3 separate regions of the Homo sapiens genome follow, and regions 1 and 3 are each linked to region 2. Evidence: read pairs that join two places in POLR2A ChIA-PET (ENCODE). Cell type or tissue: GM12878. All regions are shown on one strand. Links, peaks and the distances in the headings refer to the core of each region. The heading gives the core; the rest is flanking DNA. Region 1 holds the start of LOC112268150 (a long non-coding RNA gene). Region 2 has its middle 12 kb from the start of MAPK6-DT. Region 3 overlaps GNB5 (G protein subunit beta 5).

What was found. ChIA-PET counts read pairs that join two places held together with the same protein. Peaks named below come from ENCODE experiments on the same cell type or tissue, not always from the same donor. Only the 100,000 strongest peaks of a DNase experiment are listed, where the experiment ranks them.
Region 1: POLR2A ChIA-PET joins it to region 2 with 17 read pairs; 8 of 35 experiments call an interaction of 5 or more read pairs at or near these places.
Region 3: POLR2A ChIA-PET joins it to region 2 with 12 read pairs; 3 of 35 experiments call an interaction of 5 or more read pairs at or near these places.

The regions. Positions count from the first base shown.
Region 1 is chr15:52,100,188-52,105,923 of GRCh38, forward strand. It overlaps LOC112268150 (a long non-coding RNA gene), which reads right to left and starts at 357. Exons shown (of 2, transcript XR_002957719.2): 1 at 283-357. RefSeq lists enhancers at 585-744, 645-939, 4,396-4,515, 4,536-4,605. In GM12878, for the core only: a CTCF peak has its summit at 4,733; DNase peaks (open chromatin) are centred at 784, 1,994, 3,474, 4,684 and 1 weaker place; H3K4me3 peaks cover 891 bases.
Region 2 is chr15:52,003,576-52,010,139 of GRCh38, forward strand. It overlaps a transcript of MAPK6 not described here. Among named protein-coding and RNA genes, the nearest start is that of MAPK6-DT, 12 kb to the right of the region's middle. RefSeq lists enhancers at 3,119-3,248, 4,861-5,000. In GM12878, for the core only: no CTCF peak of the experiment used is centred there; DNase peaks (open chromatin) are centred at 2,996, 3,376, 4,706 and 5,576; H3K4me3 peaks cover 677 bases; H3K27ac peaks cover 4,794 bases.
Region 3 is chr15:52,132,590-52,139,153 of GRCh38, forward strand. GNB5 (G protein subunit beta 5) reads right to left here. Exons shown (of 13, transcript NM_016194.4): 8 at 3,024-3,167; 9 at 789-880. Among named protein-coding and RNA genes, the nearest start is that of BCL2L10, 23 kb to the left of the region's middle. In GM12878, for the core only: no CTCF peak of the experiment used is centred there; DNase peaks (open chromatin) are centred at 3,222 and 5,372; H3K27ac peaks cover 935 bases.

The sequences.
Region 1 (5,736 bases), core at 1-5,000, 96 kb after region 2:
TGCCTCAGCCTCCCAAAGTGCTGGGATAAATATTAATAGGCATTTATTTTCCCGATGAGGTTACAGAAGTTAAGGAAGGTTAAATAACGTGGTATTGTGATTTGTATATGTAGCTGTCTCTCTAATTTGGTTTTGAGGTCTCTCTTTGGAGGGGGTCAGAAACCAGCCACTCTCCAGGAGAGCCGTGGCCAGGGGGAAGGGTAGGTTCTAGGGTGTCAGTCAGGTGAGGCATAAGGAGGAGGCGAAACCAAAACGCAGGAACAGAAGAAATCTCTTACTTACACATCCCAGAGAGGTCCGGCGAGCAGAGGGAGCCCGAGGGGGAGTTCAGGGGCCACGGGAAGCCAGAGAGGAGAGGGAGGGCCTGGAGCTTTGTCCTGGGGCTTTCCCGTGGGGGTGTGGCTTGGCTGATTCAAGAAGAACACGTGCAAAGCGGGGCTTATTCACAGGAGTCTGGTGTTGGCCGTTAGGTTTGATCGTGGTCAGCAGCTGTGTGATGTGTGGGTTCTGGGTCAGTGCGATGAAGAGCAAATGGGCCGCATTACAAACAACCACTCAGGGAGGGGAAGTGTTACCCAGACCAGAGGTGATACAGTGAGACTGGGCTTCAGACAACTTAGGTCAGGCCTGAAAATGGATGCTGAGGCAGCCACTGTATTAAACAATTTATGACACTTGGCCAATGTCATTCAGTTAAAAAGTATCAGGGCTGAGATGAGAGCAGGCAGGGTCAGCAGGCCAGCCATGTCTTCTTAGTTTGCTTTCAGCATGTCATCTCGTGACTGGAACCCAGAGGGGAACCTCTGGGTAAGAACCAGGCAGACGCAGAGTCATGGCTGAGGGCCAGGCGGTGACTCATGCCTGTAATCCCAGCATCTTGAGAAGCTGAGGCAGGAGGATTGCTTGAGCCCAGGGGTTCCAAACCAGCCTGGGCAATATAGTGAGACCTCGTCTCTACAAAAGAAAAATTAAAAAATTAGCTGGGTGTGGCTGTGCCTGTGGTCCCAGCTACTCAGGAGGCCAAAGCAGGAGGATTCCTTAAGCCCAGGAGGTCGAGGCTGCATTGAGCCGTGATCCTACCATTGCACTCCAGCCCAGGTGACAGAGCAAGATCCTGTCTCAAAAACAAAAACAAAAGCAAAAAACAGTGTCATGGCTAAAACAATTGTCTTGGAAATCAGATGATTTTGGTTCAAGAACTGTCCTCTTGACAACTACATGTCTTCTGGCAAGTTACTCAACCTCTGGGTCTCAGTTTCCTCAAATGAGTAGAACTCAGCATAGAGTCAATGATGAATAAATATTAATTAACCATCATAAGTTACTGATTCTCATGAAAGGAGGCAGGAATATACAGAGGAGAGATAAAGGTAAAGGAGGGAAACAGAAAGGAAAAATCATGTATACTTTGAATAATCTTTTATTTCCAATTAACTATGAAACAAACAGTTCAGAAAAATTCCATGTTGATTTTGCAAAAATTTTTTTTCTTTTGTATTTTTAGTAGAGACGGGGTTTTGCCACGTTGGCCAGGCTGGTCTCGAACTCCTGACCTCGTGATGCGCCCGCCCCGGCCTCCGAAAGTGCTGGGATTACAGGTATGAGCCACCACACCCAACCTGATTTTGAAAATTTTCAAATCAGAAAACAGAACCTCAAGGAATAAAACAGGAGCAAAGGCAGTTTCTCCCCTTTCATGCTCACCGGAAAGAACTTTGCAATAACTAGCTCATTAGGCCTTGAAATGGCTCATTAATTAATGCTGATTCTTTAAAAATAAAATTTCCAGTGACTTGGCATTCGGATCACGTCCAAAGTTAAGATAAATTCCCGAACCCTGAGATGATGAGATTTCACTTCCACGCCACATGCCCCAGATGTTCCCTGTGTACTGTGTTTTAATGGCGGCCAAGCTGATGGACTTGCCCTCCTCTTCCTCATCTTAAGGATGGCGTGGTGGATAATTAGCACTCAGCCCCTGCTCTCTCAGTTCCTCTTTTCTCCTCAGACCTCTAATGCCTGGCTCTCAGATGAGAACTTTGCTTCTTATTTCACAGAGAAAATGAAAACCATCTGAACAGAACGTCCACACCCTCTCTCTTCTACATCTCCTAATACCTTGCATCTGTATCCATATGCAGTTATCCCTCTGTATTTGCAGGGGATGGGTTCCAGGACCCCCCACAATACCCCAACCAGACATACTCAAGTTCCACAGAACTTGAGTTCTACAGAACTGGGCCCCACAGAAACCAGTGTAGATGAAAGATCAGCCTTTCAGGTTTTACATCCCTCGAATACCATATTTTCCATCAGCAATTGGTTGAAAAAATCTGCCTGTAAGTGGATCCATGCAATTCAAACCTGTGTTGCTCAAGGGTCAACTGTACTTGGCCTCTGTCATCTTATTGTGGATGAACCTTCAAGGCTCCTCCTCCTCACAGCACTAGATCTCCTCTCCTCTCCTGCCTGCATCATCAAATGCTCCATCTCTTGCATCACTTCCATCTGCATTCATGCATGCTATTAATTCTCCCTGAAAACAAAACAAAACAAAAAACCCTCTTGGCTGGGTGCAGTGTCTTACGTCTGTAATCCCAGCCCTTTGGGAGGCCAAGGCAGGTGGATCACTTGAGCCCAGGAGTTTGAGGCCAGCCTGGGCAACAAAATGAGACCCTTGTCTCTACAAAAAAATACAAAAATTAGCTGGGCATGGTGGTGGGAGCCTGTAATCCCAGCTACTCGGGATGCTGAGGCACGAGAATCCCTTGAGCCTGGGAGGCGGAGGTTGCAGTGAGCTGACATCGCGCCACTGCACTCCAGCCTGGGCAATAGAATGAGACCCTGTCTCAAAAAACAAACAAACAAAAAACTGCATAATGAGTACATGTAGGTTCATTTTATTTTTCTCTCTATTCTTTTGTATGTTGGAAAATGTACATGAAAAAAGGTTTTAAAAATCATCTCAATTTTACTTCCTCTCCAATGATTACATTCCTTCTTTCCTTTTATAATAATGATCCTTGAAATCGTTTCTCTACATGCTGACTGATTTTTCTCCTCCCATACTCTCTTGAACCCACTTCATTCAGGCTTTCCCCCGCTACCATTCCAGCAAAATTGCTTTTCTTAAGATCATGAATGACCTCCACATTGTTAAATCCAGTGGTTATTTCTCAGTCCTTATCTTACATGACCCTCAACTAAACTGGATAGTTATCATTCCTTCCACCCTAAACACTTTCTTCACCTCACTTCCAGGACTGCAGCCTAGCAGGGAACTTGTAGTTGTCAACAGTATTAATGTTTTTCTTACCTCCTTAACTCCATCAATTAAATAATTAATTCTGAAACCCAGACTGTAGATTTGATTCCCATCCTGGTGTTAGTTTTGTACAAAGAAAGGATGTGTTCCCAGGCAGAATGCAAATGTTGGCAGTGGGTCACAGGAGTGAGGCTGAGTCATAACCATTAGTAAGACAGCTCAGAAATCAGGGCCAGCTCATGACAGGTCTGCATGATCAGTAGGAAAGGATGTTCCTGTGACCATCTGAACAGGGGCCCACAGCAGCCCCAAGAGAGCTACTTGCTTAGAAGCTGAAACGGGGGTGTATGTTTTGTTTTTTTTTTTTTGAGACAGAGTCTCACTCTGCTGCCCAGGCTGCAGTGCTGTAGTGTGCTCATGGCTCACTGCAGCCTCAACCTCCTTGGGCTCAAGTGATCCTTCAACCTACAGCCCCCTGAGTAGCTGGGACTACAGGTATGTGCCACCACACCCAGCTGAATTCTTTTTTTTGAGACAGGATCTCCTCTGTCACCCAGGCTGGAGGGCGGTGGCACGATCTCAGCTCAGTGCAGCCTCAACTCCCTGAGCTCTAGCAATCCTCCCACCTCAGCCTCCCAAGTAGCTGGGACCACAGTCATGCACCACCATGCCCAGCTAATTTTTGAATTTTTGTAAAGATAGGGTTTTACCATGTTGCCCAGGCTGGTCTCAAATTCCTGAGCACAAGTGATCCATCTTGCTCGGCCTCCCAAAGTGCTAGGATTATAGGCATGAACCACCACGCCTGGCCACCCAGCTAATTTTTCTTTTTCTTTTTTTTTGGTAGAGATGGGGTTTCACTATGTTGCCCAGGGTAGTCTCAATCAAACCCCTGGGGCTCAAATGATCCTCCTGCCTCGGCCTCCCAAAGTGCTAGGATTACAGGCATAAGCCACCTCACCCAGCCTGGGAGTGTATAATCAGTACTGGTGCTCAGATTCCTTCCATAGGTCCCTTCCTCCATCCCATACCAGACACTGCTAGGCACTGGGTATACAAATGCTGTAAGTAGGACACAGTCCTGCCCTCAAGGACATTATGGTTCACACAGGGTGAGACAAGTCAAGAGCCACAGTCTGAGCCATGAATGAGCACACAGTACAGGATGTTGTGCAGGACAGGGTCCTCCCAAGGGGACTTCTAGAAGAGAAGACTTGAATAGCAAGCAGGATTCAGCTGCAAAACTAATGCAGTAGGTAGAAGGGCAGATGGAAGCAGGGAAGAGACGGAATCTTGCTCTGTCGCCCAGGCTGGAGTGCAGTCGTGCAATCTTGGCTCACTGCAACCTCCACCTCCCAGCCTGGAGGTGGAGAAGGCACAGCGTGTGGTGGGGTGGTTTGTGCATAGCAGGATGTAAGACCAGAAATTTGAATAAGGGTGAGAGTTGAGGGGAGGAAACTTAGAGGATGGGTCAATAGGGGCAGCAAACCACCATGCACACGTATACCTATGTAACAAGCCTGCACAGTCTGCACATGTAACCCTTTTTTTTTTTTTTTAGAATAAAGAAAAAACAATTGAATAAAATGCTGATCACATAGGCCCTGGTGAATTAATTTCAGCAATTTGAACTATATCTGAAAGTTGGGGGTCACCATTACAGGACTTAAAATTGGGAAGCTTGAGCCGGGCACGGTGGCTCACACCTGTAATCCCAGCACTTTGGGAGGCCAAGGTGGGTGGATCACCTGAGGTCAGGAGTTCGAGACCAGCCTGGCCAACATGGTGAAACCCTGTCTCTACTAAAAATACAAAAAGTGAGCCAGGCGTGGGGGTGCACACCTGTAATCCCAGCTACTCGGGAGGCTGAGGCGAGAGAATCACTTGAACCTGAGAGGTGGAGGTTGCAGTGAGCTGAGATGGCGCCACTGCACGCCAGCTTGGGAGACAGAGCGAGACTCCATTTCAATAAATAAATAAATAAAAATTTTAAAAAAGCATGCATGCATAAAGCAATTAGGAATGTTATGAACTAATGATCAATGTGATTTTGTGCACCTGTGGGCCATTAACGATAACGAAGGTCGTTACTAAGATCATTAGTAAGTATTTGAACACCGAGGATACTAGAGGGAGGATGGAAGACATTTTGATTAACAAAGAAAAAGAATATGTCCTGGGAATGATCAGGTGCTGGTGGGGAAAAACAGCAGGGAGATGAGGGAGGCAGGTCCAGAAGGACTCCAAAGTTATAGGGAAAGTATAACTGGAAAAAAACAATGAGTGAAGCAAACAGCATTTACCTGGAAGTGCTAGAAGCCAGGAATGCAGGAAAAACTTGAGAGAAGATAAGTTTTCAAAGTAGACAAATGGTCGTGTATCAGGCCAAAAGTCTCCAAGACTTCACAACTGCCACCCCTTGAGAACTGCTATTGAAGTGGGCAGACCTGTGATTTCCAGGCTGATGGGTA
Region 2 (6,564 bases), core at 812-5,811:
TCTCAACATCCACCACAGGTATCATGTCAGCAATTGACTCTCAAATTGTTCAGGTAAAAATTCATTATGCTATGTGCGCAACTTTTCTGTTAGTTTGAAAAACTTTAAAAATAAAATGCTTTTAAAACAAATGGACAGACTTACACAAATTAAATGTGACTGAAAAAATGTCAAGAGCCTCCTGTTGCTGATGCAAAGAAAGGAGCATGATGTTGAAGAGATGAAAATTCATTTGAATGAGTAAAATAGGGATGGCCAGAAGAATTAGTGAGAGATAAGAGTGAAACAGTAAATTGAAGTTTCATCTTTGCTGATGCAATATAATTCCAAGACTTCAGAATAGGGCAAGAATGCAAAATGCTTATTGCCTCACATTTACACTGGCCTTTAATTTCACCTCACCTCTTCTGAGTAGGTGAAGTCTCTTCTAGACTACCTTTAGTAGCTCCTGTTCCCTATCTCCCTTTTCCTTTTGTTCCTTTCCTCCCCACGACCATCATGAAAATTGGTCTGTGGAGATGTGAGTCTTTACTAAGCGTCTCATACTGGGATGAAGATTATTTTTAGGATTAATCTGAGTCACAGAGGGAGGAGGGAAAGAACCATTTTAATCTTTTCCTTTTCACTCCTTCATAACCTGCTGTACAGCTAAATCATTTTACAAATACGTCTTTCCTCCTTTTCCCTAGGAATGCTTTGCCTTTTATCTTTCCTTTGGAAGCAGTATCCATAAGCCTTCATCAGAAGCTTCTAAAAGTGGAAGGGATTTTTCTTTGTTAGAAAGGACCACGGGCTAATTAAAGGAGATTGCTATAAGCTGCTTTCATGTAAGTAGATCCATTTATTATTATAGCGGTTGTTGGTATCTGAGGGGTTATATAGTTGCCCCTGTTTCCCTTTCTCACTGGCCCTCTCAGCTACACCCATGTCTTAGTCTGTTTTGTGCTTTTTATAACAGAATACCTGAGATTGAATAATTTATAAAGGAAAAAAATTTATTTGGCTCACAGTTGTGGAGGCTGGGAAGTCTAAGAGGGGACAGTATCTAATGAGGTCCTTCTTGCTGCATCATCTCATGGTAGAAGGCAGAAGGGCAAGAGTGATCTCAAGAGGGCAAGAACGATCTCCAGAGGGCAAGACATTGAACTTGAAGCTTCCAGCTTTATTATAATCAGCATGATTCAATTCATGAGAGTGGAGCCCCCATGACCTAAACACCTCCAATTAGGCCCCACCTCCCAACACTGCTGCATTGGGGATTAAGTTGCCAACATACGCTTTTTGGGGAACACGTTCAAACCATAGCAACCCCACTCTGGATTTTCCCTTCTGTCGCTCTGAGGCTGAGCGTGGAAGGGACTCCTGCTTTCTGTGGAGAGATGCAGGCAGAGACTGTGTTTGACCTTCTTCCTTTGCAGCAACATGCTTGAGCATGCCTCATGTTTCACTGTTGGACGACATTTCTTTGAGGGGTAAATAAGCATGTGAACGCTACACTTTAAAAAATATCTTTACCAATTTACACATTAAACACTGAGGAAACAAAGAAGAACAAACAAAACCCCCCAAATAAGTTACCCCAAAAGGTGGGAGAAAGTTCTATCTTGGATAAAATAGGCACTCAAAGGCTATCTGTTGAATGACTTGAATGAATGAAGAGAGATCTGGGCCAGGTGCGGTGGCTCATGCCTGTAATCCCAGCACTTTGGGAGGCTGAGGAGGGCAGATCACCTGAGGTCAGGAGTTCAAGACTATCCTGACCAACATGGCAAAACCCTGTCGCTACTAAAAAAGTACAAAACTTAGCCAGGCATGGTGGCGGGTGCCTGTAATCCCAGCTACTCAGGAGGCTGAGGCAGGAGAATTGCTTGAACTTGGGAGGTGGAGGTTGCAGTGAGCCAAGATCGCACCACTGCACTCCAGCCTGGGCAACAAGAGTGACATTCCATCTCAAAAAAAAAAAAGAGAGAGAGAGATCTGGCTTAACTTAGGTGAATGATAGTTTAAACAGGCAAGCTTCTGGCTGAAGATACTAACAGCACCCCTTATTTAGAGTAGGTTAGCATTTTAGGGGTGCTTCCACACACATTATCTCATGTATTCCTTGGACAGACCCCACCCTTCGAGGGAGGGGAGGTAGGTGCTATTTATACCATTTTAAAGTTGAGATTAAATGACTTGCCTGGAATCAAACAACTAAGTGGCAGAACTGGGGCTTACACCTAGGTCTGCTGACTACCGTTGGTGCCAAGACATCAGAGAGATTCTTCTGGTTTCACAGTGGAGCCCCCAAGGATTACTGCTGGGGGACTTGTCTTACTTAAAACTGTGATAGACTGTGTGGAAGCAGGCCCATGTAGGAAATGGCCTTAAGCTCTCCAGAGTAGTAACTACCAAGCAGATGGATCTAAATTGAAAAGATAAGCTTCACACAGCTTATGTGAGTGGACAAAAATATGGCAAATGAGTTTCATTCTGTACTGAATTGGAATAATGCATTTAGTATTGTTAGTCTAAAGTCACTTAAAAGAAGATGAGTTGGGAGCTGTGCTTTATTCTAAGAAAGAGACCCATGAGTTATTGTTGACTGTTTCCTAAAGTCATATAACAATATGCTAGGCCTGTTTGCTAAGAACGTGGAAAACAGAACTGAAAGCATTATTTTGTCTTACATTTGACAAAATGGTAATGAAGTTATACCTGGAATCATGCATTTAATTCTCCCTGGAAACCGTAAAAAAGAGTCTAGTATTTAATAGATATACCAGGTCATAGAAAGAGGTAACTAAAATGACCAAATAGATTTCCTAAGAAGAAAGTTGCTTTAAAAGTAGAATTAAATAAGGGGAAATTTGAAGGAAACCCCTATTCACCTTTCGTTTTCAACTAACATTTTTTTGAGAAACCACTACATTCAGACACTGTGCTCAACACTAGAGTTTACAATGACTAAAACACAGAAGTTCACAATCATTGTGTGAGAATATCAGCCGGGATGAATCATGAGTACAACTCAGCACAGCTATTCTTGTGTGCTTAGTGGATTGGCAGCTGGTCTAGGGTACAATCTCTTGAACTTGGTTGGTATGTGTTGGTTGCCAGGGGCCAATCAACCCTGGTAAACCTGCAATCAAGTTCTTCAAGCAGCAAATCTGAAGAACTGGACCCTTCATATCTACCAGAGCATAAAGTGAAATTATGACTTATTAATAGCGTCATTAACATTTAGTTGTTTACCTGGGTCTAACAAATACCATCCTTCTCTGTGGTCTCAGCACTTCTAAGCTAGGAAGGTACAGACAGTCCCTGCTTGTGACTGAGTTATGTTCCCAAAAGTTGATTTCTAACTTGGTTGTTTGAAACTGAAAATGTATTTTCCCCAGAGAATCAATGTTAGAAATACTGGTTCTGTTCTCAGGCCAACTCTTAGAAGGCCATTTAGCCCATATGCAGCTTGACTTTGAGACTATAGAACTGTGACCTACGACATTGTTTCTATGGGAAAATGTGCCCCAGAAGGAACAAGGTCTTCCTTCCTACCCCACTTCCTACCTCCCTGTGTAATGAAGCCTGTGTGTTTATTATAGGAAGTGCTGCTCCCAAGTGTGGGCGGCTGGGCTTTGAGGCAGCCTTGGACACTTACCCCCAAGGGCAGAGATATTCTCACTTCTCCTGTCCCAGCTCTGGCAGGGAGGGGAGTGGGAGCAGGTGGGGAGTCTGTCCCTGACCCACCTTCTTCAGGGCTATCTTCTGGGGGGTGGGGTTCTAGCAAGACTGGCTACATAATTTCTGGGGCCCTTTGGTTCAAAAGGCAGAAAAATAAAAATGCTGCTAAGCTAGTTAAGAAGACAACTTTTTTTCCTCCTGCTCTCTCTCTCTTGACTTGTTACAGTGTTTTAAATATGTGATTTAATGTTATTCTACGTAAGAAAAAAGAAAAATTTAAATTACTAGCATGAATGTTATAATTCATTTTTATACTGTGCAAAGCCAGTTTTAAATACAAATATAAGATCATTTAATTCCTGAGGCAGGAGGATTTGCTTGAGCCCAGGAGGCCAAGGCTGTAGTGAGCTGTGTTTGCACCAATGTACTCCAGCCTGGGCAATAGAGCTAGAGCTCTATCTCAAAAAAAAAAAAAAAATTAATTCCTTTGTGGACTCACCAAAATGACATAATTTCTATTTTTTAGCTCTTACATATATATATAGTTGGTTATTACCAGAATAGTATAAAAACTACACAAAACTACCTCAACTGATATTTCACCTCTTTTTTTTTTTTTTTTTGAGACGGAGTTCCACTCCGTCACCCAGGCTGGAGTGCAATGGTGTGATCTTGGCTCACTGCAACCTCCACCTCCCAGGTTTAAGTGATTCTCCTGCCTCAGCCTCCAAAGTAGCTGGGATTACAGGCACCTGCCACCACGCCCGGCTAATTTTTGTATTTTCAGTAGAGACGGGGTTTCACCATTTTGGGCAAGCTGGTCTCAAACTCCTGACCTCAGGTGATCCACCCGCCTCAGCCTCCCAAAGTGCTGGGATTACAGACGTGAGCCACTGTGCCCAGCCCTTATTTCACTTCCTGATGCACACACATTGTACTAACACTCCACCTTTGACTTACTGAGGAGTAAGAAAGTACTGAAAGGCAAAGGAAATGTCCTCAGCACAAGCAGTCAGCTAACACAGGGAAGTGACACAAGAAAGAAAAGATATGATAGGGTACCGTGGTCTTTTATGTCTTAGAATGCCATTGCCTTCTTTCGGTTTGAAGTTCTGGTTCCAGTGGAAAACATGACTTCTCAGAACTATCAGGACCCCCACTTACTCAGCCGTAGACAAAACAGGCTTACCTTGTATTAATACTTATTTGCTTTGTCTTGCTGAATTCTGATGCACCGCGGGCTCACCAGAATCCTGTGCACATGGGTCATGGAGAACACTATACATGAACAGGGTGGCAGGAAATAGTGAACATACTTATTGCATCTATCTCCTCTGCTCACCTGCGTGCTCCACTGCCACATCTGACTTCACTACACAACACGAGTTCAAAGATAAAATCATCAGGAATGTCAAGATGGTCATAGCAGAGCATTAAACCAAGCATGGGGTCCTTTTGCACGCAGGGCCCTGTGTAATGCCCTGGTTGTGGGAGGGAATGGGATGGGCACTCATAGGTTTAGAGTGAGGCCAGGATGGGCAGATGAATCTTAGGCCTCTTGAGCCCCTGGCCATTTTTCTTCCAGGACACCAGACCTAGGGGATTGCCAGAGGCAATGATGAATGCAGATAAAGACTCCAGAGGTGGTTATCAGTTTCTGGGGATGATGACATCTTCTGGGAAGGGAGTTCCAGTGGTAGTAATTATCAAGTGGTAAATGGGAGGTGAGAGGCAGGATTGTGGAAGGCAGACCTACTAAGCCTACCATATGATATACTAATTGATAAATGGAGCACTCAGAATGACCAGTGAAAGCAAATGTTGGGTACAGGATTAGTTAGAGGAAGTGATTACCTTCTTCCTCAAAGGACAGGATAGCTTGACTACTGAAGTGCAAAGGGGAGGAGCATGACCTTGTGAGTTGAAAGCTGCTTTGTCTCCACAACTCAAAATATTTATCATTCCCTGCACATGGGCTGACAAACATCCGGTCTATTCTTTCCTTTTATTTACTCTGGTCATGTGGCAGAGACCCAGGTTGTTCTCAAAATCTGAGACTAGTTATAGAAGGCTTTGTGGTCTCAAGAGGTTCAAGTTGGACACTGTCTCCAGAAATTAGGAGTATCTGTTCTCTTCAAGGTATTGGGCCTCTCAAGATAGAAGGAAGGACAGAATGCAAATAAGAAAACCTTTGGACTAAATTTCCCTGAAGCCAGAAAGTGTCACTCTCTCTATGCTTCTCTTAAAATGTGTGTGTTGGGAGAGGCTGTAAGTTTTGTATTACTAGTTTAATTCTACCATTTCTACAAATTTGCCTTGCTTCCAGAAAATTCTGACTTCCAAAGCAGAAAAATTAGAGGGGCTCTTTGGATTATTTATTTGGTTTTATAAAATTATTCCAATAGATATTTCCCAGTACTTTTAAATGTTTAATTATATAACCATTATTTAAAAAGTAAATGTATAGTTTTTGTCTCAGAAATTGATTTTATTACAAGGAAAGCCAGGTTTTGTCTAAAATATTTAAGCAATTTTTTTTTTCTTTTTTTGAGACAGAGTCTTGCTCTGTCGCCCAGGCTAGAGTGCAGTGGTGCTATCTTGGCTCACTGCAACCACTGCCTCCTGGGTTCAAGTGATTCTCCTGCTTTAGCCTCCTGAGTAGCTGGAATTACAGGTGCCCGCCACCATGCCCGGCTACTTTTTATATTTTTAGTAGAGACACAGTTTCACCATCTTGGCCAGGCTGGTCTCAAACTCCTGACCTTGTGATCCACCTGCCTCAGCCTCCCAAAGTGCTGGGATTACAGGCGTGAGTCACCGTGCCTGGCCTTAAGTAATTTCTTACAGCTTTTCAATGAAATCCCATTTGTCATAGTCTGAGAAAATGATAGAACGTTT
Region 3 (6,564 bases), core at 905-5,904, 130 kb after region 2:
CGATCCTCCCACTTCAGCCTCCTCCACACATCACCATGCCCTGCTAATTTTTTTTTTTTTTTTGGTAGAGACAGGGTTGAGCCATGTTGCCTAGCCTTGTCTCGAACTCCTGGGCTCAAGCAATCTGCCCGCCTCAGCTTCCCAACAGAGCGATCTTTTAAAGGCAAAACATGATCAGGTTAGCCACCCCTACCCCTCCCAACTCAAAACTCTCCAGTGACCACCTGGCCTTTTGTTAGGTCCCTTAACCTCTCATCTCTGTGCTCTTCCCCCAGCTCTTTGCTTGCCTGGCTCTTTCATGATCCTGGCCTCAATGTAAAGATCACCTTCTCAGTGAGGCTGTCTTTGACCTCTAAGAAATGACCCATCCCATCTCCCTGTTTTACTTTTATCATAGTAGTTATCAGTATCTGAAATTGTATATTTGTGTTTGGTCTAGTTTGTCTCCTGTAAGAGAATAGAGACCTTGTCCATCTTGTTCACTGATATATTCCCAGTTCCTAGAATAATATCTAGCATATAAATACTTAATAAATATTTATTGAATGAATGGATGAAAAATGCTGATTCAACTTAGGGAGGATATTAATTGCTCCTAATGTAATTAAATTAAAATTCTCCATGAGTTCTGGAGCACTGTTCAGTTCCACCACAATCAGCCTTTCTTCCCGGGGAGGCCTCTCTCAGCCAAGTAAACTGAGTCTGGAGGCGGTTCCTGGGCTAAGGATTACCCAAGCCAGGCAATGCCGGCAGAACAGAGAGGTGGCATGAACATTCTACTCACTGACCGGACACTGTTGATGTCAGATTCATGTGTTTCAAAGGCCTGCACGCACTGGCCGGAGCGCATGTCCCACACCATGGCTTTCTTGTCACATCCCTACAAATGAAAATTAGCCAGAGTTATGGCCACTTTAAGGAATGTCTATAGACAAGGCACGAGTCCCAGTTATATAACACAGACCATTTATTTCCCATTAGCAAATGGTTGACAACACACTTTTCTGAGACTAGCTTTACCTGAGGGCACTTTCCTTAGTCAGAAAGCCCTTAGACGCCTAGAACTAGGTCTTGGGATGGGAGGCAGGAGGGAAGGCACTCGGCTTCCTCTTTTAGCTTGTTTTCTTCTTTTGCACATTTCTGAATGGAGGCAAACCCTCCTTACCCTCCCCCGGGCATCTCCCTTCCTTTCATTTTTCCTTCTTTTCTCTCTTCTCTTTATACTTGCCTCCCTAAGCCCAGAGGGCAAGGCAGGCAGGCAGTGGTGTGTGGTGGGACCTCTCTAGTTGTGACATTAATAAATGGGTTGGCAGTGCCCAAATGGAGCAGCCGAGAGTCCCAGCTTTGTTTTGGTGTATGGGGCAGCCCTCAGCAAAGCTGGAGAGCCAGGTGCCCCGGGCCATCTGCACCCTCAGCAGCATGCTGGGCTGGGAATCTGCAAACCAGGGGCCCATAAGGGTGCTGCCATCGACGCGCAGGGTGGCTTAGGCAAGTCACCTCCCTGGGCGTCTGCCTCAACACCTATAAAGTCAATGCTCTCTTCAGGTTGCTAACATGACCCAGAAGGTCACAGACATGAGGGTTTTTCCATTATCCTATCAAGGCTCTGGGAGTAGTTTGATAAGTTCCTGCAGAGTGGTCATGTTATCAAGCTTAAGTAGTAGAATGTGGACTCTCAATAGTCAAATAGCTTATATGATCAAACAGCTAAAAAGTAACAGCTTAAAACTGGTGTCTAAGTTGTTGGTTTCAACTTGGAGCAGAGGGAGGTGTGTAATGAAGCACCATCACACATCTGAGGAAGGCCCGCTGTGGGAGTTCAGCATCCCGAGTGTCTTTACTGAAAATGTGGGCAAAGAAACCAGAAAGGCCTTCACATCTTTAGAGGACACTCAATTGGATGCAGTTTAGTGCTCTGAAAGAGACAATATGATCTACAGTAATAGCAGTAATTTTTTAAAAACACAGTAGAGTTGAGGAGAGATAAATACAGTGATACCAAGGCACAGGGTTGAAACATCTACACATGGCCAAATACCCAGGAAGAAAATCAGGGTCCCTGCTAACTACAGCTCATACAGCCCTGGCCTGGCTCCCAGGATCGATATGTGGGCAGCCTGGAGCAAAGGTCCCTTATGTGTCCCAGCTGCAGAAGTCACCTGACAGTGTGTGCGTCACTGTCCTGTCTCACCACTGCCTCCTGACGGAGGTGAGACAGGACCCATGGTAAGGTCAGCTGGCCCAGCTCTCTGTCCTTATTCTCAGGCTGGCCCCAGAAAGACTTGCCCCTCCCATTTGCATACACACTGCAAACTCTTCCATCTACTGCTTGTACCATCCTGGGGAGGGGAAGTGCAAATACCACTATGCACTATGGCCAACTTATAGCGGATGCGACTTACAGTCAGGTAGCAAAGCCCTGACCCAGGCACCCTGACTCCTAGTCTAGTGCTTCTCTGAGTCTCTGTGGCCCTGTCTGCCAATTCTGAGCTTTCAAAGCCTCTGTTTCTTGCACCCTGTGATGGGAGGGAGGATGGTGGCTGGCAGGGGTAGGGTAGGAGAGTGCCCCACAGGCCTCAAAGTCCTGGTGGCATCACAGCGTTGCCTCAGCTCAGTAGCCATCTGACCTGCCATGCCCTTGTGCGCATCTCTGATGCTCTCAGATGCTAACTCTCTGCTATTTACTTGAGGAATGACATTTTAAAATGTGGCAGATATGCACCTTGAGTTGCAGCACTCATACAGGAGAACATTCCAGATTACTCTATAGACTGCTAACATCAGTGGCAGAACAGAAGGAGGCCCTCACAGCTTAGCCCTGTAGCTGCCCACCAAGCCCCCGAGAGGGGCCTGGAGCCAGTGCGGTCACTGCAGGAGCTGGGGGTTTAGTGGGGAGTTGAGAACAATTCCTGCAGCCCCTTCTAGGGAAGTGCCTAGGCTAATCCCATGAATGGACAAGAACTGCCACCATAAGCCTCCTTAGTGGACACAGGAGCCCTAGGGAATTTCCACTGGGTCTTTACCCCAGACACGAAGGTGTTTCCAGTTTCTGAGGGGGCCAGGTCCAAGCAGAGGACGTCAGCCCCATGTCCGTGGAAGCTCTGCAGCAGCTGCCCGCTCTCCACGTCCCACAGGGCACATGTGCCATCGCCGCTCGCTGTCAGGATCTGCCCGCAGAAAAGGACAGGAAGTGGGTGGTTGTGGTTATTGCTTATGCCGGGGGCAGTCAATCAGAGGCTTAACGTTCCGCAGGGAAAAGCAGAACACACACACACACACACACACACACACACACACACACACACCCTACCTGCTGTATCTGGGTTCATGCACAGAAATCTCTCTCCTATACAAAGAAGGAAAGAGTGCATTTCCTACACCCTCACAGTCCTTGAGTTGTGTTTATATGGTTGTGGTTATTGCTTATGCCGGGGGCAGTCAATCAGAGGCTTAACGTTTTGCAGGGAAAAGCAGAACACACACACACACACACACACACACACACACACAGGGAAAAGCAGAAAACACACACACACACACACACACACACACACACACACACACACACACACACACACACACACCCTACCTGCTGTATCTGGGTTCATGCACAGAAATCTCTCTTCTATACAAAGAAGGAAAGAGTGCATTTCCTACCCTCACAGTCCTTGAGTTGTGTTTATATGCCTGCCTCCCAGCAGAGCTGAAATCCTGGCGGCCTCATGGTGGTACCTACAGGGCTCTACACATGCCTGGCTCGTAGGAAGTGTTCCGTGAGTCTCTACTGAGTGTTTAAAACCTTCGATGCCTCCCACTGCTGTGCAGGCCAAAAACTTAAAGTGCTTCTTGGATACTGATGCATACACATCACTGGGCTGCTTGCTAATAGAGTCTGGGGTGGGGCCTGAGCGTCTACACTTCTCACAGGCTCCCAGGGAATGCTGAGGCTGGTCACGGGGCACACTGGGAGCAGCAGGGGTCTAGGCAGCATCTTGTTGGACATTCTCTGTTGCTGCTTTTCCCGAGCACAGTGCTGCCCAGAGGCTTCCCAGGACCACTGACGGGTGCCAGAGGATATTCACGCATACACAGGTTCAAGAAACATCTGCTGTGTGCTGACAGTGTCTGCCAGGCACTCTGCTAATGCATGAGGGTTTGCAGAAAGATTGTGTCTCAGTTTCTGTTCTCCCAGAACTCAGTTTAATAGGATTGCCAGTAAGAATGAAACCAACATAATTCCCCATCCCTGTGTTAAACAATTCTGGGACCAGGCCAACTTTCCTGTTACTATGTTAAACCATATTGAGACCAAGTAAAAATAACTTAACTGCTTGCTGCAGAAAATACCTGCTCCTGGGAGAAAAGACTGTGAATCGATTAGACAACTTACCAAGATTAACAGCTTGCTCATCCAGACTCAAAGACTGTTCGCTTGCTGGGCTCACCAATCCAAAGCTAAAACGGCCTTGCAAGACCCACCTTAAAATCACCAAGCCTGGACCCTGAAATCCTCTAAGTACCCTTCCCTAATTCCTCCATTTTCAGAACCTACTAAGATTCTGCCAAGTGGAGGTTCTCCCTTACTGTGGCAGGTCAGATAACCTTAGCTTTGCTTGGTTGCAAGTATTTCTGATGTTCGCTTGGGGAGTTGACATCACCAGTAGACAAGGATCAATGACAACAGCATGAGAAGTGCTGGGATCCAGGTGTGCACACAGGAGGGTCCCAAACCCAGTGTGGTGATATCTGAGTTGGTCTTCAAGGAAGAGTGAGAGCTGGCCAGGTGAAAGAAGGGAAGGGGAGAGACAAACTCCAGGGGGGCCTATGTCTGCACTAAATGAAAGGTGAGCCCGTTCACAGGTGGGGACTCAGTCTGAAGCCAAGAGAGCACTCTGGAAGCTTCTGGGCAGGAGAATGAGAAAAGCAAACGTATGTTTTAGGAAACTCTGGCAGAGGCCCAAAGAGCCTCTGGATAGCTTACAAGTACAAAGGTCAGCCATAGAGTAAAGGCACACAGGGGTGCCCAGGGAAAGACATGGGGACAGGGCTGGAATTTTACTTTTTGTCACTGCCAGTGTGTATGAGGCCTGGGCTCTGGCTGAGCATACCTTCCTGGGATTGGGAGAAAGGCAGTGAGGACTCAGGGTTCGGGGCCCTCATAGGCCCAGCTGGCGGCATCACAGAGCCCTGGAGCCAGCTGGGTACTGACAGCAATGGAGGGGACCTGCAAGGGAGAAGCTCTCCCTGCCTTCTGGCTGCTCCACAGGGCCTGGGTGAGGTGATAAGACCGTGGAGGAAGTGGCTCTTGCAGCATAAGTGTCCACAAGAGAGCCCTTTGCGGATGATTACTGATGGCTGAGGAAAGAAAAGAGGAATCAGGCCTTATGCACCGCTAGCATGCAATGCAACCACTGACCACACCACACCTTCAATTTCCAGCTGCTGATGGGATCTCTCCTCCTCACCCTTTGCCCCCTTTCCCTTTTTCTTCCCCTCTCTCTTATATGTTAGGCCTTGAACATAAAGAATCTCATTTTTTTCCCAGCACTTTGGGAGGCTGAGGTGGGCGGATCACCCAAGGTCAGGAGTTCAAGACCAGCCTGGCCAACATGGTAAAACTCCAACTCTACTAAAAATACAAAAATTAGCCAGTTGTAGTGGCTCACGCCTGTTGTCCCAGCTACTTGGAAGGCTGAGGCACTAGAATCGCTTGAACCTGGGAGGCGGAGGTTGCAGTGAGCTGAGATCACGCCACTGTACTCCAGCCTGGGCAACAGAGTGAGACTTGGTCTCAAAAAAAAAAAAAAAAAAACTCATTTTTTTTTCTTTTTTTGCAGGGAAGGAACAAATTACAAGGAGGGGAATCTGCTCCCGCCCTGGTGTTGCACCCACTGGCTGTCCACAGGACCCCCTCCAGCCTTGACTTCCCTCAGGAGGCCTGCATACATCCAACAAGATGACTTAAGCTAGCAAAGTAGCTTATGGACACACAAAACCTGAACCGAGGCTGAAATTTGGGTACTCATATTTTGTTGGATGCTCAAATTCCCTCAATCTCTCCTGGCCCACACCCACTAGTGGCTGTTCCAACTCACTGCTTTCCTAATAACACTTGCAGTAACTTACAGTTTATTTTGAGACACCAGGTCCAAACAATTTTCTTTAAGCAACTACCCCAGTCTTGCTCTTTAATTTAGGAAATTTTCATACCATACTGTTTGATCAAAGAAATGAATAGTTTTTAAAAGTTAAAAGTAGATTTCTAATACTTTTCAATTTTGTGTTTCTGATCTTCATTATAATATAAGTAAAAATAAAGTTTAAAGACCAAACATTTATTCATATAAATGCATTAAACAGAACCCCTAACTCATTGTCACTCATTTGTTCTGGAATGCAGAGAATTTGTAAGTTTAATACCATAGTCTCATACCAGCCGCTTGAGTTTCTCTTTTATCAACCTAGATCCCAGGGATTGAAGAAAGCTGGAGGTTCATGAGTTCAGTAGTACCCAAACTAGGCCATGTATCAGCATCATCCATGAAGCTTTGTGTTAATAATAAT